Regions from separate parts of the Homo sapiens genome. Here region 2 is linked to region 1. A link is an interaction called in ENCODE POLR2A ChIA-PET data of the cell type or tissue named here. Cell type or tissue: CD4-positive, alpha-beta T cell. All regions are shown on one strand. Each heading gives the region's core, and the rest is flanking DNA. Links, peaks and the distances in the headings are about the cores only.

Region 1 (6,154 bases), core at 736-5,735:
TAACTTTTGGATAAAGTGGGGGTGGGGGATAGATAAACATGTTTTAAATAGGAAGCACACAAAAGCAACAGGTATTAACCCATCGCCCATTAAAGGGTCATAATGTCTATACCTAGTAATGCCAGCTGATAAAAGAAAAGCAGTTCTTGAAATGAATGCAGCCTCCTTCCTGGTGAGGATGGTAGAGGGTGGGCTAGAGGTGGGAGGGGGTAGTAAGACTGACGGAATACCAGTGGTGGATAGCAAGGTGGGGTGCAGATTTCTGAGATCTCAAACACAGCTCCCCTTTCCTGTCCTTCCAACTTTTTAGAAATTGAGGTGCAGAATTTCCAAAATAGCTCTATTTATAGCTGAGTGCCCAGTTCCAGGCAGACATTAAAGAATTCCCACCCACATAGGCTTTGGAACAAGCCAGGGGTCACAACACACCCCATCAACACTTCAGTTGTGGTGAATGTGTCATCATTTCCCTGTCTTGATTTACCTGTCAGAAACAACAGCATTTGTTTGGCTCTAGAAAGCTACCTGGTAATTAGGAGGCTTCTGTTTTGAGGTTGCAGCTGCAAAACAATCTTCCAAATGTGGAGAGGTGGCAGAGGAGTCACGGCACTCCTTCGGCCACACCAGTCTGCAGGCTGGCCCCAAGGTGACAGTCCAAGTCATCCTGCACACTTCTGCTGCTGCTCTCTGAACCCATGCTCCCCAAGGCAGCCAGACAGATCTTTAAAAAACATCACTGCCCTGCTTAATGCCCTTCAGTGGCTTCCTTTCTTCTTTTACAGTGAAATCCTAGCTGGTATCCACCACGATCCCCTATCCCATCCTATGCTAGCCATACGGGCCCCTTTCTTGTTCTAGCTAACAAAGAGGCTGAGCTCCTTTCTGCCTCAGGGACCCTGCACTTCCGTTCACCTTGCCTAGACTGTTCTCCCCCATGCAGCGCTTGCACTGTTTTTGATTCTTAAGTTCAAACATCACCTCCTTAAAATGGTCTTCCCTGTCTTTCCTCCTCCCCCGAAGTTGCTTCCACAAGGACCAGTTTAATTTCTTTAACTCCCTCATCACAGTTTCTATTTATCTTGTATATTTACTTGCTTACTTGCCTATTGTCTTCTTCCCCCGCATCACGGAAGTCCTGTTAAGTCAGAGGCCTTTTTGTTTTTGACTTGTTTATCATTTTATTTCAGCACTCAGCTCTGCAAGACATCCAAAGGATGACATGAATTAATTAATTAACCAGTGAATGAATGAATTAATCAACCAGTGAATGAATAAACCAGTCAATTCATGAGTGAGTGAATGTACCCTTAAGCTTCTTGAGTCGGGGAAGACAAGAACTTTATGGATCTCCCTCTCCTGACCCCCAGCTTCCAGAGATGTTAAGAATGGTATGGGTGTTTTTTCTTGGAAGGAGAAGAGAAAACCAGGTGAGGGCTGGAGAGGAGGGGATGCAGGTGACCATAGCATTACCCCAAGTTGTGTAGGACCCCAGGGGCTCACAGGGACCTGAAGTACGAGAACCATGGCCACACCATTAATTTATTTCAACACTTGAGAAAAAGTATCCATATGGCTTCTACTGGGTACTGCCATTGACTATGTTCCAGAGATGTTGACACAGAAGACACAACACTAAACAAGAAAGGGCTTGGTCTGGTAGCTTTTCATTATTGATTTGTGGCTGCAATTCAGAGCTTCTGTTTTAATCTATAGCAGGAAGAGTAGAGGTGGCAGAAAGTGTTACATCCACCCAGTCCCAAAGGCCCTTCTCCTTCCCCTTTCCTTCCTTGGGGCCAGAGAGGGTACAGAATGAGAGCCTCAGTCTAGATCCCACCTCTGCCACCAACGTGCTGCCTAGGACAAGAATGTCTCTCACATCCTGGTTAGGAGAACAAGCTTCTGAACCAGATGGGCTGTGGTGATCCCAGTCGCATCACTGATCAGCAGTGTGAACTGGGGCCCTCTGCTACGATTCCCTGAGCTTCAATTTCCTACTTAAAATGAAGTGGGTAATATACTCTATTCATAGACTTGTGAGGGTTAAACAATCTGTACAAAGAGCTGAGCACAATGCCTTGGACAGAGTGAGCAACTAATAATGTCAGCAATCCTCTGCAGTGGCAGAAACACTCTTTTCTGAGCCTTAATACCCCACTTTAAAAAAGAAGAAAGGGGGGCCGGACACGGTGGCTCTTACCTGTAATGTCAAGCTGAGGTGGAAGGATTTCTTGAGCTCAAGAGTTCAAGACCAGTCTGGGCAACACAGCAAAACTGCCTCTCTACTAAAAATAAATAAAAGTTAGCCAGGTGTGGTGGCATGCACCTGTAGTCCCAGCTACTCAGGAGGCTGAGATGGGAGGATCCCTTGAGCCAGGGAGGCAGATGTTGTACTGAGCCAAGATCATGCCACTGCACTCCAGCCTGGGAAACAAAGACCCTGTCTCAAAAACAAACAACAAAAAAGACAAGTTGGAGTCACATTTATGTTTTCCAACACTGAGATATGTAGAAGAGAGAATTTTAGGCGATAGAGTGATCTCTATGAATCCCTTCCGGCTATAACATTCCACAAGTAGATTAAGCTCATTGGTTTTATTCAGACTGGTCATCCCCTGAAATAGATGGAGATCAGAAGCAGCATTTGGAGTGAATCAAACAGATTATTGCCAAGGGGTGAACAAGGGGCGACATCCTATCCCTATCCAGCACCACCTTATGGGAAAATGAACACTGCTGGGTCAATGTGGGTGTTTCTTCTAGGAGGAGACGCCGGGGCTTTACGAGCTGGCGAACACAGTTCCCTTTCCATGAAAAGGACAGAAATGGCTCAGGGTTGGGGACGGCGGTGTGCTCTTTGGTTTGAGTTTTTCAAGAGAAGTCTTCCTTCAGGCCAATCTGCAAACCTTCCCTTGAACTCAAACAGGAGGTGAGTAGATGGTAAGTGATGTTCCCATTTCACATACTGAGAAAACACAGCAGAGAAGCTGTAAGATAAAATGACTCTGAGACCACACCTTGAATTTCATACCTTGAATTTCTATTGCGTCGCTCTTCTGAGAAGCTTGGAACACTCACCCAAATTGTGAAATGACTTGGCCCCGTCCTCACAGTCATACTGAGACCAGGATTACAGCCTGAACATGTGACATCCCAGTCAACAACACATGCATCAATCATACTGAGGTCCGACATTATGTCAATACCGGCATATTTATTAGTTTGTGGTCTTGCTGTCACCTCGTTCCTTTACCAAGTGGTAAATCAGTTACGTGAAACCTGCCTTCCACCCAAGCGTGGACTGCTGGCGGCGTATCAGTGGTTACCAATCACCAGAGTATTGCCAAGAGCTCCACAAAGGAGACACAGGGGATGGGAGGTTATTCAAGAAATAGGCTGCCTGGTATGGCTAGGAAATCAGGCACACCCTGATTTAACTATAAAGCTAACTGTGTGACTTGGGGTGGGGATCATCACCAGTTTGAACTTCAGACTTCCCATCCTTGGGATAGGCAGCCATAGCTACAGTAAAGATAAAATGTAAATGTCTTTTTTTTTTTTTTTTTTTTCAGATGGAGTCTCACTCTGTCACCCAGGCTGGAGTGCAGTGATGCGATCTTGGCTCACTACAACTTCCACCTCCTGGGTTCAAGCGATTCTCCTACCTTAGCATTCTGAGCAGTTGGAACTACAGGTATGTGCCACCACACCCAGCTCATTTTTATATTTTTTGTACAGACAGGGTTTCACCATGCTGGCCGGGATGCTCTTGATCTCTTGACCTCATGATCTGCCTGCCCCGGCCTCCCAAAGTGCTGGGATTACAGGCGTGAGCCACCAGGCCCAGTCGAAATGTGAGTTTCTATGCAAAGTGCCTATCCTAGTATCTGGCACATAATAGGTACTTATAAAATGATTACCTTTTTAGGTAAAGGCTTGGAACTCTGTGCTGGGGAGTCTGCCCTGAGGTCTTTTTTGACTATTGCAAAAATTAGCTTTCTCAGCACCCTGTACATGTCTCTGTGTTAATGCTTATTATACCACGCTGGGACTGTCAGTGTAAACAGCTGACCACTCAGTAGGACCAGGGGCCTCTTAGCAGCAGGCACGGTGTCTTTCTACGTCTGTATTTGCAATGTCTACTCTGTGCTTTCCAATACGACAGCCACTAGACACATCAGCTACTTAAATTATTTAAATTACAAAAAATTAAACTAAAAGTCCAGCCCCTGGTCATACTAGTCACGTTTCAAGTGCTCAGTAGCTACATGGGGCCACTGTCCTGGACAACATCATCAGAAAGTCCTCCCTTTCTTTGTACAAATTCCTGTTGGATGGCATTGACACCTGAGAGGCACAGAGGAAATGTCACTGTCTTCTAAGTAGGAAGGAAGAGATGGGAAAAAAAATACAGCCTCTGAAATACAGCCATTGAAATACAGCCATTGAACAATGGCATGTTGGACCCTAGAAACCAAGAAACAATGATTCTGAAAAAATAATCACTGAAACTTTTCTGACCTAAACTTCATTCCCAATTTTCCTCATTTTCATCACATTTATCCTAAAATGTCATGCAAAATCTGAAAACACATATACTCTGTAAAAACGAGATGCCATGAGTGGTATGGTTTGGCTGTGTCCCCACCCAAATCTCATCTCGAATTGTAATACAAGCTGTAATCCCCACATGTTAGGGGAGAGACCTGGTAGGAGGTGACTGGATGATGGGGGTGGTTCCCCCATTCTATTCTTGACATAGCGAGTTCTTACGCGATCTGATGGTTTTATATGTGGTGGTTTCCTCCCTCCCTCTTTCTCTCTCCCTCCCTGCCCCTCTTGCCTGCCGCCATGTAAGGTGCACTAGCTTCCTTTCCACCATGATCGTAAGTTTTCTGAGGCTTCCCCGACCATGCAGAATTGTGAGTCAATTAAACCTCTTTTCTTTATAAATTTCCCAATCTCGGGCAGTTTTTTATAGCAGTGTGAGACCAGACTAATAAAGTGAGCTAAACATCCATCCTCACTCCAAATCTGTTCATTCCATAAAGGTAAGTATGGCACACACTGCTGCTGCTAAACAGGTCATCATGTCAAGGTTTCCTAAACACTTTTCCAGGTGCTATTTATGTATCGTCATATTTAATTCTCATAATAACCACTGGAATCCCCATTTTACAGATGAGAAAACTGACGAACAGTAGGTATGAGTTGACCCAGGTCACACAGTAAGCAAGTGTCACAGAGGCAGGACTCCAGGCAGAGGGGCTTCGCACGAGATGCCAAGGTCCTATCCCAGCCACTGTGCTTACTGCCCAGTAAGAGCCAAACCATCCCAACCACCGAGCCAAGCCAATGTAGCCTGTGCTGCTGTTGTTCACCCACAATCCTTAGACACAAAAGTTGTTTCTAGAGAAAGACTGGAAAACATCCTTCTGAGATGAATGCAGAATCATTTTTTTAGCCCAAGCCATGCATTCCCTTCTCTCCCTTTTACTTCCCAGTATCTTCTAAGTTTGGAAGTTGGAATAAGGTTTTCTGAACTAGCCATGGTGTTATACTCCTATAGGTTTAAGACCATCTTTGGAACACATAGCTGTGTCCTGCAGAGAAAAATAAATAAATGAGAAACCTAGTAAGTGTCAGTCATCACAGGGTCTTACGTTTAGAGTAGTGATGGCCACTGACTGACCTTGTCTTTGAAGGATTCAAGCTCTTACAGGGGCTCATGATATACTGTTTACCAACATCCAATAAGACAGGGTTAAAACGGAGGATCACATTCACTCATAGATTCAGTCGAAAGTAGTGGGCCAAAAGCCACTGCTCCATTGGCTAAAGGAAAAATAAAGTCACTAGCAATGATGCTAATGATTATTATAATAATACCCACCATTGAATGAACACCTGTCCCCTATGTGAACCATTGCTCGCACCATATTACTAAGGCTCCTGTCCCATCTATAAGAAAGACATTTTCATCCTCATTGGAGCAGGGTGAAGTTGTGGGGAGAGGTGGGGGAGTGAAACACCATGCCCTCCAAGGTTGTAGACGGGATGAGCAGTTTCAAAGCCCATACTCTCCCTTGATACCCCACCCCCCGGAGGGCGCTACAGTGACTTCTCTGTTTCAACAAGAGATGAGAAATGAGTCTGG
Region 2 (6,154 bases), core at 779-5,778, 120 kb before region 1:
ACCAAGGGTACAGCTTCATGGAACACCTGCAGACTTAATTTATGTCCTGACAGAGAGGAACAAGTGTTAATGGGCTGTATTTATGTTAATACCTGAACCTTAGGAGCCAGTGGAACAAAACAGACCACGCGCTAGTTTTCCAAGCTACAACACAAATATAAAAGATTTTCGTCTTAATGCTGCTTTGCACACAATTCTTCAGGGATCACAGAGATCTCCTTAAACTTTTAAAACTAAAAAGTGGAATATGAAGAAGTAGAGCCGTTCTGGGTATCTGTAAAAGTCTTACAAGATCAACTCACCAACTAGTCATCATATCTTTTATTTAAAATTGACAATGGCGGATGTGGCCAATGTTCCCGTTGTTCAGGATGAGTGTTTCTCAGGACGCTGAAATATAAACCCACTGTTTCCACAGATGCTGTAATATTAAAATAATAACTAACATTTATGGAGAACTCACTGTGTATCAGTCATTGTATTAAGCTCTTCGTACACATTTTCCAGTTACAGATAAAGGAAAGTGACATACGGGGTAAATAAACAGGCCAGGTTTCTAGGAAGTTCAAAGATTTGGAGTTAGGTTTCCGGAACAAATCCTTTTAACCAATGAGCTAAACTCCCTCTAATATGCAGATAGTAAGAATAAGAAAAATATAAAACATATATATATGAACACATTTATAAAAGAACTCTCAGCAAACTAGAAATAAATTCAAACTCCTTAATCTAATGAAGTATAGGTACAGAAAACATACAACTAGCATCACATATAATAGAGAAGTCCTGAATAAAGCAATGATGTCTGTCTCAAAACCTCTGTTCAACACTGTCCTACAGGCTATAGCCAGTGCATTAAAACAAGAAAAAGAAACAAAAGCCATAAAAATTGGAGAAGAAGTAAAACTATATTCAGAGATGTAGAGAATTCTACAGAATCTATTTAACAAAAAGGAAAAGGTGAATAAATAAATTTTAAGATCACAGGATATGAGAGCAGTTTGCTAGAATCAACTGTATTTCTATATATTAGAAACAAACAGTTGGAAAAAAGAAATTTTATAATGCCATTTACAATAGCATAAAAAAATCAAATGTGTAAGAGTTAATTTAACAAAAAAGTATAAGACCTCCACATTCAAAATCATCAAATATCACTGAAATGTTTATAAATAAAGAAGCCTTAAATAAATGGAGAGATGCATGCTCATGGATGGTAACGCTTAACACTTTCAGGATTTTGATCCTCCTCAAATTGATCAAGAGATTCAATACCAAAGCAAATAAACTCCCAGCAAGGCTTTTTAAAAGAAATGGAGAAGCTGATCAGGAAATATATATGTAAAAGGAAAGTATCTAAACTAACCCAAACAATCTTGAAATAAAGAACAAAGTTTGAATCCTTATTATTACCTAGCTTCCAGGCAATCGAGCAGTAAGTATAAGAAAAAAAATTAGATCAATGGAGTACAACAGTCTAGAAATACACCCACACATATATAGTCAACTGATTTTTGACAAAGATGCCAAGGAAATTGAATAGCGCGAGGATTAGTCTTTGAACAAATAGTGCTAGAACAATTGGAGAGTCTTATGGAGAGAAAAATAAACCTCTACCATTACCTCACACCATATACAAAAATTAATTTGAGATGGAACATAGATCTGAATGTAAAGATTGAAGTTATGGAGTGTCTAGAAGAAAACATAGGAAAATATTTTTGTGACCTGGTGATTGGTAAAGGTTCTTAGAACAAGAAAGCACTACACAAATGAAAAAGATAAATTGGACACTATCAGTATTTATAACTTCTGCTTTTCAAAAGACACCATTAAGGAATAAATAGACAAGACAAAGGAGAAAATTCACAGTACATATGAAAAAAAAAGAATGTATCCAAAATATATATAGAATTCCTATAATTCAATATTAAAAAGACTATCTAATTTTTAGAAAATGGCCAATACATAAACAAGCAGTTCACAGAAAGAAAATATATGAACGGCCAATGAGTTCATAAAAAGAGGCATTAGTCACTAGGAAAATGCAAAATAAAACTAGCAAGAGATAGCGTTTCTCACCCACAAAAAGGCTATAATTAAAAAGACTGAAATTACAAAGTGCTGATGAGGATGTGAAGCAACATAAACTCTTACACACTTCTAGCGGGGGGTTAAAATGATACAATTACTTTAGACAACTGTTTGGCAGCATTCTTACAAGTTAAACACTAAGAGTCAATAATTTCACACCTAGGTATTTATCAAAAATACATAAAAACATAAGGGCATAAAAACATGTATACAGGATTTATGAATATTCGTGGTAGCTTTATTCATAATAGCCAACAAATATAAACAACCCAATGCTCATCAACAGGTGCACAGATAAGCGAATTGTGGTGTATTTTCACCACAGGATACTATCCAGCATTGAAAAAGAGAACCCCTAATACACCCATCAACATGGATGAATCACAAAAACATTATGTGAATCATTAAGCAGAAGACGACACATACAAAGCAGTAGGTATGATTTCTATTAAATGAAGTTCTAGAACAGGTAAAACAAAGTTACAATGATTGAAACAAGAATGCTTGTTTCTGGGAATAAAAGGATTTATTGGAAAGGAGAATGAGATACTTACCGACGTGATGGGAATGTTCTTGTTTTTGTTTTTTTGGTTTTTTTTTTTTTTTTTTTTTTTTTTAAAGACAGTCTCACTGTCACCCAGGCTAGAGTGCAGCAGTGCCATCTTGGCTCACTGCAACCTCTGCCTCCCAGGCGATACTCAAGCCTCAGCCACCAGAGTAGCTACGGTTACAGGCATATGTCACAATGGCCAGCTATTTTTTTCTTTTTTTTTTTCTTTTTTTTGTATTTTTAGTGGAGGCGGGGTTTCACCCTGTTGCCCAGACTGATCTCAAACTCCTGGCCTCAAGTGGTCCACCCTCCTCAGCCTCCCAACATGCTGCGATTACAAGCATGATCCACTGAACCTGGCCCTGGAATGTTCTATATCTTAACTGGGGTGGTGGATCCATGATTATGTACACGTATACATTTTTCAAAATCCAGAGAACTGTATATTTAAAATATGCTAATTTTATAGAACATAAATTATGTAAATTATGTCTCAATAATATATGTATATGTATGCATATACATTTTCTCTCTCTCTCACACACACACACACTTCTGTGAAGAGAATTATTCCACAGGCCCAATTTTATATTAGTAAAACAGACCTTACTTTTGAGTGCTACAATCCAATCGACAAAAATGCTTGAAAAGGTTAAGATTATTTATGAAAATGTTTACTAATTACTATCTGAGTACATCAAGCTTTGTGGAAAGAGAGTAGGCTTCAGTGTCATATGTCCCAGGTCATTATGATGCGTTTGCTTCTCATTAGCTATGTGACCTTATGCAAGTTAATGATCAGCCTCAGACGGTTTTTGACGGAAGGGGTAGGGGAAGCAACGCTGGCCTCACAAGTTTGCGGTGTGGCTTCAGTGTGCTAACGGATGTAGAATACACGATTCAGGGCCCCAGGTTTTGTTATTACCATCAGTGGTCCCAGCCCGTTTTTGATAACTTTGTAAACACCAAGTGGTTTTGGGAAGCCAGTCATTCTACAATCCTTTTCCCAAATTTTTGTCTCTGAAAATGACTAAGCAAATTTACAAAAACAATTGGAAACAACTTGGTGACTTTTTTTTTTTTTCAAATGGGTAAGTGCATTCCGGATATAATTATGTTTAAAACATGATTCAGCACACTTTATTTCTTCTGAAGTATTTCTATTTCCTTCTTTTATAAAACCTACTATTTCTATCTTATTTTTAAAGATCAATTGCCTGCATGTTTTCAGAGCCCTTTCAGAAATATCTTTGGTTATTACTCATCTGTGAAAAGGAAATTTAAACAAAGTTTGAGAACTGTTCATTTCTCAAAAAAGACAGTGGAATTGAGTATCTGTTTCCTGGGATGTTAAGTCAGCGTCAAGACCAAATTCATGAGATTGTTTTCCAAAGAGAAGACAGGAGTAATACGAAAGAATGACTGAGGTTTCATGAACTGTATCAGCTTCCTGGCATGAGAGCACTCGACTTTATATAGTCGGATACTGTGAGTCAGTTGACATTGTTCTTAAGAAAACTTGTTTTTGTTAGCATCTCAGAATTTGCCAGAGCCATATTACATTTAAGTCTTGCGTTCCTCAATCAATTTGACCAATGAACTTTTTGAAGATCAATGGGCAAGATAATAGTAGTAGAAGGAAAACACCAATGATAGTTATTTCTCATTTGGGGTCAGCATTGCCAAGCTGCTCAGGGTTTCCATGGCATCATTTCCAAACCCTCCTATTAAATTCTAAAGGAGAATAGATCTTTGCCTGTGGACAGTGTAAATTTGACAACAAATACAGGGTTGATAGACTGGTGGAATAGAAAAACACAAGAAGCTACGGGATGGAAGCTAGGCCATCGTCACCACTGCCATGGGGCAGAACAGAAAGAAGCATGATGTTTTGACCCCACAGAGGAGACAACACTCAAATCCTCTTCAGTGAACGGCTGTGTTTCTAGGGTACTGGGAATGAGAAAGGAAGATGTTGTATGCACAGAAACTTAAGTTATTTTCTTAATGCATAATTAAGAAAAGAAAAGAAACCCACAGAAAAGTGAGGCAAACCCACTGATAAACAGGCAGGTTCTATTTCTGTTAACTGGGTAAGCCCAGATTCTTTAAAAGTGATTTTAAAGCCGTTGATGCTATCAACTTTGAAATGTGGTTTGAAAAAGCGGATATTACACTTTAGCATATGCCTAATAACTGCCCTCACCATGGAAACATTGAAGGCAGAAACCATTGTGTTTGTTTTCCTAATCGTACTACCAAGATAAGACATAGAGTTCTCGTAAACCGGTGCCCGGCGGCATGATGGGATCTCCAGCTTCTGTACACCTAGTTGTGGAGGTGGATCCTGGGTGGATCCATTGGAACTATCGTAATAAGAATTAGTCCCGTCATCAGATAATTTCTGATTGAAAATTCCGAGAACTGAGTTATGCACAGTGCTCAGTTAGTCACTGTTTTTCTCATAATAGCCGCATTGTGGAAAACTGAAGCCGGTCTTGGGGTCTCAAGGTCAACTTCATATGATAAACATCTTCAAGGCATGATTTTAGTCCCGTCTTCTTTCCCAATCTTGTTTAATTGCAACGTGGCCTTCCATGCTATTCTCTCTATTGTTTCCACAGCCTCTCTCCACCTTGAGACACACACAAGCAGGCTGGGTAGGTATAAGTACCACCTTGCTCCCTCGACACATTAATCAATTTGTTTCATGGAATAAAAAAGAAGACAACCATCTCCAGTTGAAAATTAGAATCAGGCTGGATTACAGCTGCAGCAATGAACTAGGTAGAGCAGAAAGCCAAACTCAAGCCTGTGTTTCCAACCAGTAGAGAGGCTGACTACAAACAATAATTTAGACAAAAAATAGTCTAGGACTTTATGATCTACATGCTTAAGCATCACTGAACATTACTAACTTTGAAGTTCAATATTATACTTGGAGGTGTATCCTTTGCTGTGCTGGAGAGAAGCAAAGAACCAGGCTTGAGTCTAAAATATTCCCATTAACCCAATAACACAACAATTAGATGTGTGTGTATGTGTTGTATAACTCTTTAAAACTAAACGATCAAGGCTAACTATGGAAATAAAAGTGAACATTAACAATTGCCACAGTACACTTGCCTGTAGCTCCAGCTATTCAGGAGGCTGAGGTGGGAGGATTGCTTGAGCCCAGGAGGTCAAGGCTGCAGTGAGCCATGACTACACTATTGCACTCCTTCCTGGGCAAGAAAGCAAGACCCTGTCTCAAAATATAATAATAATAATAATAATAATAATAATAAAAGCCTCAATAAAAGACATTACTCTATGGTAATCAGGGATACCTGGTACTCAAATACATCACAGACACAATATCTGCTCAGCTGGTAACAAATCTGTCAAGGAAAATATTGCATATCAACTCAAAAGATGCATCTAGAAAATCTTGTGTTCTAGCTTGCTAGAAAACAAAAGATACTGTGTGAGTGTGATTTCCTCTTACCTCTGTGAAGCAAAAGTGTGATC

What was found. Peaks named below come from ENCODE experiments on the same cell type or tissue, not always from the same donor. Only the 100,000 strongest peaks of a DNase experiment are listed, where the experiment ranks them.
Region 2: POLR2A ChIA-PET joins it to region 1 with 5 read pairs; 4 of 35 experiments call an interaction of 5 or more read pairs at or near these places.

Annotation. Positions count from the first base shown.
Region 1 is chr16:78,775,457-78,781,610 of GRCh38, reverse strand. All of the region lies in intron 8 of WWOX (WW domain containing oxidoreductase), which reads right to left. Among named protein-coding and RNA genes, the nearest start is that of WWOX-AS2, 280 kb to the right of the region's middle. In CD4-positive, alpha-beta T cell, for the core only: no CTCF peak of the experiment used is centred there; no DNase peak of the experiment used is centred there.
Region 2 is chr16:78,893,798-78,899,951 of GRCh38, reverse strand. All of the region lies in intron 8 of WWOX (WW domain containing oxidoreductase), which reads right to left. Among named protein-coding and RNA genes, the nearest start is that of WWOX-AS2, 400 kb to the right of the region's middle. In CD4-positive, alpha-beta T cell, for the core only: no CTCF peak of the experiment used is centred there; DNase peaks (open chromatin) are centred at 2,781, 3,461 and 4,881; H3K4me3 peaks cover 443 bases; H3K27ac peaks cover 3,282 bases.